3 separate regions of the Homo sapiens genome follow, and regions 1 and 2 are each linked to region 3. Evidence: chromatin contacts called from ENCODE Hi-C or POLR2A ChIA-PET data. All regions are on one chromosome and are shown on one strand. The core of a region is the stretch at or near the end of the contact, and the rest is flanking DNA. Distances in the headings are between cores, read along the strand shown.

Region 1 (3,407 bases), core at 837-3,336, 1.4 Mb before region 3:
GCAAAGTTCAACCAGAAGGTGAGAGTGAGTAGGGGTGGGCTATAGCACAGGCTTCATACTCACCAGCAGCTGGTCATGACGTAGAGTAACCAAAGGTACAGGAAAACCAATGTGATAACATAGAACACTTTTCATCTATTACCTCAGTCACGCCTAGCAGTCACCCATCAGCCACCAGCTTGTTCTATCAGATAACCAGTAGGGTGGATGGCACAAGCCCAGGAAGGCAGCTGGGATCCAGTTGGTGGTAGTCTGGAATGTCCAATTTGGGTTGATGGCCGGGTTAAGATATCAGTTTTGTCTTGCAGTGGTAATACCCAAATAGCTTACCATAAGTACATGGGTATCAGGACACAGCCAGCATAAAGTATGAAGCCCAATCAGTTATTTGTGAAAATGTATCAAGATTCTTTGTGGTACAGAACCACTTAAATTGGGAGAAGAGCATGGTCACAGATAGGGTCCAAGCCATGCAAAGAAAGGCAGTATGGTACACTATATCTATAGTATCATACGCTTGGCATAGAAGCCGTAGAAGGCCATGCACTTGAAACATGTTAACACAATGCAGAAAAGCATGAAGGCCCAGAGGAAGAATGGCACAGGCAGGTAAGCCAACAATCTTGCAACCGATTACTGAAGATTTAGAACCAAAGGAAAAGATAATCCACAGTATGAAGAGAAAGCAGATGGAAGACTGCATGCTGTTGGCCAAGCATAGGTCCAAGAGGAGGTGGTAAGGAAACTTGTGCAGAAGCTTCTCACAGGACAGAGATTAGCCAGACTGGAACCTGAAGGATCTGGCGCTCTCCACTGGCTGCCTTGGTGGGCCTCGAATTCCTCTACGGGGCCCTTCACCCATCAGGTAGTATTGTAGGGGATTGGGCCACAGTTCTCCTTTGATAATCTCTGCAATTCTGTCGAATTCTAGAAGGCTGTGGTCTGAAAACCAGTTGAAGAAACTAGGGATAGTGTTCCCTTCCCGGTTTCTGTGGATATGAGCCTGGGGGTCTTGGCCTCGGTGCCAGCGGATTGGAGTGGAAAGAGACACCACCCGGCCAGAGGATCTGCGTTCATATTCCTTGACAAGCCCCTCATTTCGGAAGTAGGGGTTGCCCTGAAAGATGAACTTGAATTTGCAGCCTGCTCTGGGGTGTTTAAGCTCCTCCACCTCCAAATTGATCATGTACCTCAGCATGTCTTCATCTTGGCCACTGATCATAGGTGACAGCTGGGGGTGGTTTCGAAAGGCAGTAACCCAGAAACCTGGGATATTCTGGATAATGAAACTTCTGCGCTGCATGTGGAGCCTTCGCATGCGGCCAAACTTGCGCTCAAGCTGAAGGAAGGCCCTGTCAGCCTGGGCATTTACGTTTGACAACTCTTGATCGATGGCCTCCAGTGAGTCCATGCAGTTATTGATCTTCGGGGCCCTGGGCCGTGTCTCCTCTTTCACCCCTCCTGCCACCTTTTTTTCCTTCTGCACTACCTTCTTTTCCTCCATCGCCGCCCCTGCTTCTCCCTCCTTTTCCACTGCTGCCGAGATGGCGCGTTTTTTAGTCGTCACTTCCTTGGCCTTCTTCCCCGGTATCATCTGAGACCCCAAGCCCCCTGCGCCACAGGCTTCTAGAGCCTTCTGCCCAGCAGGGCCACGGGGCTCTCCAAGCTGACAGCCATTTTTCTGGCTGCTGTCAGCAGCCTCGGCGGCAGAGGCTGCTTCCAGACCTTTCGTAGAAGGTGGAGCATCCTCCTGCCCGGCTTTGGTCGCTGCACCGCCGCGACTCCCGGCAACTGGGACGCGGAGCGCGGGGCCACAGTCGACAGGATCCTGGGATGCACCCCCCTCCGCAACGGTCTCCAGGCTGCCCCCACCTGTGTTCGCCATCACCTGTGTCGCCTCGGTTTCTTCACGGAGCCCTTGGCACTGGTCTCGGTCCGGATCTCCTGAGGCATGGTCGGGAGCAGCCAGGCCGCCGGTTTGGGCGAGAGGGAGCTTGTTGCCCCCATCCAGGCCGCTCATTTTGGAAGAAGTCAGACTAGTGGGAGAGGGAGAGTTCCTTGTCCTCCGCAGCGGCCGAGCTCTGCCCGAAACGTCTAGCACCACCCCTCCTTTACTCTCGGCGGTGCTACCATGGCAACTGGTGATGTCAGGGCGGTAGCGTCGTAACATCGCGCGAGAACTCTCTGCGCGGTTGACTACGCTTATCAATCCATCGTATTCCTTTGTCTTCTTGTCACAAAAAGAATTTCGTCAGTCTGGAAGGGGAGTTTTACTTACGTAAATGGATGTAGACCAGACTCAAGCATGTAAGAACTGTGTTAATGTGGATTTCTAAGCCTCTGAATGAATTTCTAAGGCACCTAACCTATTGTTTCTGAAAATATTTACTTTAAGGTGAGTTACTGTCTATTCAAGTCAGTTCATAGGGCTTCTCCTGAGTAGGAAAGTGGATTCACGAACTCACAGGCCTTCCTTCTTTTAAGGTGTGGATTCATGGCTATTACCAAAGAATTTAAATGAGCAGAGTTTGATTTTAAAGAGAAGTGTTGCTGTGTTGTTATTTTTAAAATTAAGGAGCAGCTGAAAGGCAAACTTCTCTCATCCTAACAAGACATAATAAAGGAATATTTCAATTTGTCTTACAGATTTTAAAGTTTATATAATTTGGCCAACATCTACAAAACAAGTGGACAATATTTCCTCTTCACTTTTAACAAAGAGTAGCAAAATGTTTTTCCTTACGTAGAGGTGACTGGCACACGAGCACAAATTTAGGCTTTTAAGCATTACTGAAAGAAATATCTCAGGGGATTTTAATTTCTAAACTGATGCATATGTTCTTTTCCTCAGGTTACAATCTTAATCTAAAAGTGGTTCCTGCTTCATAATGCCTGTGGACATGAAGCTAACAAATCTTTTCAAAATGTGTTCATGTGGTAATTCACTGCAGCACAGGAGCAATAATCAGCTATGTGCAGGCATCTATGCTACTGTCTCTTAAAATACTTTAAAAGTAAGGTTAGTTATTGTCTATTCGAGTCAGTTAGCTCTTACAATTCATTTGATAGTGATTATCAGTACAATATATTAGTTTGTTGGAGTGTGAGAATAATGGTGTTAATCCTTAGAAAAATGCAAGACCAAAGGGAAATTTAAATTTTGCATATTTATGTTTAATGTCAAATTTATATTCAAATAAACGGTTATGATTATAACTCTTTGTAAAAGAAACTCCATTTTAAGCCCCCCAGATTATGATCACTTTCAAATACAGGCTCAGAAGTACAGATTTAGAGAAAAAGGATTCCTCTTAGAGGAATACATCATATATACTGAGACTTCTAGCGAGGGAAGGAGTGTAGTTCTGGTTCAACTAAGATAAAGTACTGATGAAAGGTCACTGGCA
Region 2 (3,059 bases), core at 1-2,500, 1.2 Mb before region 3:
GGTCTGCCGCTGGCGCTGGGGGCGTTTGGGAGGAGCCGAGAGGCCGAGCTTTCTCAGGGCCGCTGGGGTGAGGGAAAAATCGGTGACTTTTCTCCAGATATACAGTACCCTAAGAAAATCTAGAATGGCTCCTTGCATCTAATTTGCCGTCAAGAGAATATCTGAATAAAACGAATGAAAAGGAGAAAAACGCATTCCCGTAGTATCTGGCACTGTACATGAATCGTGGAAAGTGGGAGTGAGAGTGGGCACGCCTACTCAGTGCCAGATACTGCGCTAGGCCCTTGACCTCCTGCATTATTTTTACGTCTCACAACAGCTCTGTTGGGTGCAAAATTGCGGTTTTGCCATTACAAGTAATAGTTTCGTATCTCCCCTATATAGTGACTTCACTGAGTCTAAGTAAAGTTGTTTGCCCAGCCAATAGAAAGCAGAATTGTTAGAATTAAAGGGGTCTATAGAATAAAATGGGTTTGTCTGGCTCTAAAGCCACCACTGGACTTAGAAAGCTCAGAGGTTCTTTAAAATGAACACTTCTTTCCCAGGATTTGCAGAAATTCCACATTTTGAGTTCTAAGGGAATGGTATGGGCTCCTCCCTGGGCAGAATCATAGTGCATAACTTGGACTACAGTTGACTTTCCAAACGAGAAGTTGTACTGGGGGGCTAGGGAGGTTACTGCGACACCTTACTCTTAAGGAATTAAGACCTAAAACTGTTGCTTGTTCATCATCATAACTGGCGAGTAGTTGAAACTTTATCTGAGGATTTTTAAATTTCTTGTAAAAAACCAAGTAACTAAATTACTATTTTGTTGTGTTTTCTTAAGGTGTTGGGCTGGATCTTGATAGCAGTTGTTATCATCATTCTTCTGATTTTTACATCTGTCACCCGATGCCTATCTCCAGTTAGTTTTCTGCAGCTGAAATTCTGGAAAATCTATTTGGAACAGGAGCAGCAGATCCTTAAAAGTAAAGCCACAGAGCATGCAACTGAATTGGCAAAAGAGAATATTAAATGTTTCTTTGAGGGCTCGCATCCAAAAGAATATAACACTCCAAGCATGAAAGAGTGGCAGCAAATTTCATCACTGTATACTTTCAATCCGAAGGGCCAGTACTACAGCATGTTGCACAAATATGTCAACAGAAAAGAGAAGACTCACAGTATCAGGTCTACTGAAGGAGATACGGTGATTCCTGTTCTTGGCTTTGTAGATTCATCTGGTATAAACAGCACTCCTGAGTTATGACCTTTTGAATGAGTAGAAAAAAAAATTGTTTTGAATTATTGCTTTATTAAAAAATAAACATTGGTATTTTTTGAGTGCTTTTTTTCTTCCAAATTGTGGAATTTTATATCTGAAATTAAAATATAGAGCTTAACCTCTTTATAATATTATTTAAAACAAACAAAAAAAGAAAGTGATTCATCCAAAGTAAAAGCTAGAACTAAAAGAAGTCTTATATCCTTGTTCTAGAGTCCTTTTCAAATAAAAGACTTTTGGAGCAAAAACAGTGGCAGAACAATTGAACTTCAGACATTTCTGTTAGGTTATCTGATGTTAATTTCAAGTTCATTTTCTTGCCCACAACATCTTGTTAGGAACTTTAAAATTACGGCATTCTAGCTGGTTCTATAGCACAATTGATGGCACATTGGGCTTCTAGTCGAGCCTGCTGTGGTCATTCAAAAATTAGAGCATTTTATGACTCTAATAGGGTTACAATAATAAATTAATCATGAAAAGGAAAATAAACTTTGTAAAATACGAAATTTGAAAAAGTAGTTAAGAGAATTGCAGGCAACAAGTGTTGTTTTTAGTTTATAGGATCAGAGGAAAAGTGTTAAAGCTTATATGTTATGGTAAATATAAACTAAACACAAAAGTAGAGAGGATAGTTTTATGAGCCTCCAAGTAGTTGTTACACAGCTTCAACAGAGTTGGGAAGTCAGATAAAACCAATACCAAACAAATAAATGCAAATTGTGACCTGATTTAGATTAGGGGAGAAGGGATTTGGGGAAGCTTTTTAAAAACTGAATCCTGTAGGGTAGCAAGAAGGAGCATTTCAGTCATACAGATAAAACCAATACCATACAAAGAAATGCAAATTGTGACCTGATTTAGATTAGGGGAGAAGGGATTTGAGGAAACTTTTTGAAAACTGAATCCTGTAGGGTAGCAAGAAGGAGCATTTCAGTCCTACTGAAGGAACAGTATGTGCAAAGACTAGGGAGAAAAAGATGTTAGCAGAGTTGGAAACCTGAAAGGCGACTGAAAAAAATGAGCAAGGGACTGAGTGTGCAGTGCCTGGAAACCATGAGAAGGATTTTGGTTTTCATCATATGAGCATTTTAGGAAGATGGTTTGCTTTCCTTGAGAGAAAAGGAATGACATGGGAAGCAGGAGAGCCAGGGTAGAAGGAGAGAGACTAATCAGGAGGCCACTACAGTGGAAATAGGTGGGAGTGAACTTGAACTGAGTGGATGGGGACCAAAATGGAAAAAGTAGATAGATTCAAGGTAGACTTTGTACATAGATGTGGCAGGATTTGTTGATAGAAAGTCTCTAAAGACGGTGAGAGCAATTATATCTACGGATAAAATTCTGTAACTTTATAATGCCGGGACTTTTCAGCGATCCTTGCCTTCCATTAGCTTGTCATTCCTGCCCATTCCCCAAATTTGTGGCTGTTTTCTGAATTTTAAAATATGAGATAAAAAAACTTTAAACTATAAAATAATTGAGCACTGGTCATATTTAGCCCTTCTTCCTCTTTTGGCAGAAGCTTATGCTGATTTCTGTTTACCTTTTTCTGCATAAGGCCGTTAAAAAGAACTAACCTACAGGGCAGAATATCCTGTTGTTGAGAGTCATGCGTAACAAGAAAGTTGGCAGCAGAAACAGCGTGATCAGCTTTTTTTCATTCCCTAAAAGAATGCTTTTGAAAATCATATCATACCTAGTTTCATTTTTACTTCCTTTATTTCATTTTCCAATTGCTGCTTCCTTTTTCGTCTGAGACAGGATCTCACTCTGTCACCCAGGCTGGAGT
Region 3 (2,961 bases), core at 243-2,742:
AAACTACAGCAATGGGCAGTGAGGAAGAAGACTGTAGGCTTCCCTGATCATGGCCTTTCGCCTCTCCTTCTTTGTCCATCATCAGAGGAGCTACCGCAGAGGAGACCTGGAGAGAAAGAAGTGTGTGAAGGGTGTGCCTGGTGCCCAGCCCTCAGTTCTTCAGGCTGCACTGCCAAAGGGAGGAAAATTGCACTGCGAAAGGGAGATGGACATGAGATTCAACTTTTAAAGTAAAGTTAAATGAGTCTTAGAAACCAAAATGAGACTAGTTGAAAAAGTGACAATGTTAGAAAAATTAAGTCACATAGCCAAGACGTGAACAGATGTTTCCCAGGGGGAAAAAGAGGCTTTAGCGAACAAAGAATAGGTAGGTATTACAAAAACGCAACTGTTTACACACACACACGTGTGTAAATATGTGTGTATACGTGTGTATGTGTACAGTTGCATTTTTGTAATACCTCCCTAATCTTTATATATATACTTATATAAATATAAATGCAAATAATATAAATATTATTGTTGCACACACACATATATATGATGATAGAGGATGTAGCATGTAGGATAAACCTTGAGAAATGGGTTGGAATGTCGGCAATACCAAGTCGGGAATCAGGAATTCAGGAGAAGAGCTTGAACAAAAAGGGCAAAGACAGTACAGACTTACCGCGGGGAAGTACAAAACCATTCTAGAGGACCACGTCGAAGTCCACATGGACAGAAACATTAGGGTGTTAAAGGGGATGATAAGGCTTGGATGGGCAGTTTGCTTCAAATAGTGGCGGTCATTGAAGTCAGGCACAATTTCTATTTTTTTTCCCCACTGTAAACCTAACCCACGGCGGTTGGTCAAAGTCTTGCCGAATAAAAAAAAAAAAAAAAAAAAAGAATTAAGTGACTGGACTGCCAAGCTGTAGAGCCTCTATTAAGCAATGTACAGCCAGGAAAGGATACCTTAGATGAGAATGACATGGGTAGAGGGGTGTTTCAGGAACATGGCTAAAGAGCCTCGCTCCCAGCCTCAGCCGGGAGGCTGAATAAAGGACAGTAGCAGGATCACTCCAGCCTTTGAGGACACTTTTGGAAACCCTGGTGGATTCCCAGCATCAACACTTACTGAGGGCTGCTTTCCATCCCTAGGTTCTTTCCGGCATTTGTAATTTCCAATCCACTTAGGACACTTCTACTCCTCAGAAACCGTTTCTGTCGGGGCCGTGAGAGGAGACAGTATAAGACTTCCTGGACCCAAGGGACGCCGGGTCCCCTGGAAGCGCCCATCGCATTGAAGACCACGTGTGCCTTGCTGGGGTCCCATTCAGACAAGTCCCGGGTCGTTCGCTCATCGCCCTCCACGCGACCAGGGGGCGCCCGCGGTATCGGCCCGGCTAGTTCGCAGGCGTGCGCCTTCCCTCACTGCGCCGGAACGGGCCACGTTCTCGGACCCAGAAGCCGCGTCAGAATTCCACGCTGGCCAATCGGAACTGTCCATGTACTACTGGGGGCGGGGCTGCCAAGGGAGGAGGAAGATGGCGGCGGGGGCGAGGTGAGGTGTTGGCAGTGGAAAGGGGTTCGGGCTCGGGGGGCGGGGGGACGCGGAGCGATGGCCCGCGCCGGCCGCAGGGGCGGATAAAAAGCCGTCGCGCTGCGGGAGTGGGCGGGAGGGAGAGGGGGTGTCTGAGGGCCACAAGAGTATGACGGGGCTGTACGAGCTGGTGTGGCGGGTGCTGCACGCGCTGCTCTGTCTGCACCGCACGCTCACCTCCTGGCTCCGCGTTCGGTTCGGCACCTGGAACTGGATCTGGCGGCGCTGCTGCCGCGCCGCCTCTGCCGCGGTCCTAGCGCCGCTCGGCTTCACGCTCCGCAAGCCCCCGGCAGTCGGCAGGAACCGCCGTCACCACCGGCACCCGCGCGGGGGGTCGTGCCTGGCAGCCGCACACCACCGGATGCGCTGGCGCGCGGACGGTCGTTCCTTGGAGAAGCTGCCTGTGCATATGGGCCTGGTGATCACCGAGGTGGAGCAGGAACCCAGCTTCTCGGACATCGCGAGCCTCGTGGTGTGGTGTATGGCCGTGGGCATCTCCTACATTAGCGTCTACGACCACCAAGGTGAGGCCCGGTGCGGTGGTGGGGGGTGGCCGAGGCGTCTTGGACCGCTAGACCGCTGGTCTGGCGGGTGGTGCCCATGGCACGAGTTGCCGCGGCCTCTCTGCAAATCACAGCGCTAGCGCTTTCGAGGAAGGGAGATCAGCTTTATTGAACACCTACTAATTCTCTGGATTTGACTCAGTAGCTTTTTAACATTTTAAAAATATCCCTTGGCCGGGCGCGGTGGCTCATGCCTGTAATCCCAGCACTTTGGGAGGCCGAGGCGGACGGATCACCTGAGGTCGGGAGTTCGAGACCAGCCTGACTAACATGGAGAAACCCCGTTTCTACTAAAAATACAAGTTTAGTCGGGCGTGGTGGCATATGCCTGTAATCCCAGCTACTAGGGAGGCTGAGGCAGGAGAATCGCTGGAACCCGGGAGGCGGAGGTTGTGGTGAGCCGAGATCGCGCCACTGCACTCCAGCCTGGGCAACAAGAGCGAAACTCTGTCTCAAATAAGTAAATAAATAAATAAAAATAAATAAAAAATCTCTTATTCGTTATAATACTGCAGTAATGTAGATGGTATTTGTATACCCTTGCCAAGGTTTAAAAACATTAACTGATTTGCCCAAGGCCACAAGATCGTAATGGGGCCACAAAGATCGGAATGAGGATATTGGAATTTTAGCCATTCTGTGCTTTTTCACAATCTTTGCCTTTGGTTACACCACACTGTTTCTTTAAGAGAGCTTCCAGGCGCTGTTCTTAAGTCGCAGTGAGGCTATAGAGGACTTAGGCATGGGCTGTGTGATAGGTACTGCAAATGGGAGCGGTGGGGGTCAGGTGGTATTTGAACTGGGTTTATGAAA

What was found. Hi-C counts contacts between places; a loop is a spot of excess contacts on that map. ChIA-PET counts read pairs that join two places held with the same protein, here RNA polymerase II (POLR2A). Pooled maps may share reads with other maps.
Region 1: a map of HepG2 shows a loop between it and region 3 (11-fold over the local background). The contact joins the promoter of TSPYL4 here to the promoter of NUS1 in region 3. A Hi-C loop is called at or near these places in 1 of 168 maps with a recorded cell type or tissue (HepG2) and 7 of 50 pooled maps. POLR2A ChIA-PET finds 5 or more read pairs at or near these places in 2 of 52 experiments (Caco-2 and OCI-LY7).
Region 2: a pooled map shows a loop between it and region 3 (3-fold over the local background). The contact joins the promoter of CALHM6-AS1 here to the promoter of NUS1 in region 3. A Hi-C loop is called at or near these places in 4 of 50 pooled maps.

The regions. Positions count from the first base shown.
Region 1 is chr6:116,251,989-116,255,395 of GRCh38, forward strand. TSPYL4 (TSPY like 4) reads right to left here and starts at 2,087. Exons shown (of 1, transcript NM_021648.5): 1 at 1-2,087. The coding sequence starts at 2,020. The coding sequence ends at 776. It also overlaps a transcript of DSE not described here. RefSeq lists enhancers at 1,659-1,818, 2,229-2,458.
Region 2 is chr6:116,462,454-116,465,512 of GRCh38, forward strand. It overlaps CALHM6-AS1 (CALHM6 antisense RNA 1), which reads right to left and starts at 1,251. Exons shown (of 2, transcript NR_174951.1): 1 at 1,166-1,251. CALHM6 (calcium homeostasis modulator family member 6) reads left to right here. Exons shown (of 3, transcript NM_001010919.3): 2 at 1; 3 at 830-1,318. The coding sequence ends at 1,252.
Region 3 is chr6:117,673,977-117,676,937 of GRCh38, forward strand. It overlaps NUS1 (NUS1 dehydrodolichyl diphosphate synthase subunit), which reads left to right and starts at 1,493. Exons shown (of 5, transcript NM_138459.5): 1 at 1,493-2,109. The coding sequence starts at 1,695. It overlaps LOC101927919 (a long non-coding RNA gene), which reads right to left and starts at 1,308. Exons shown (of 3, transcript NR_110854.1): 1 at 1,121-1,308; 2 at 671-859; 3 at 1-106.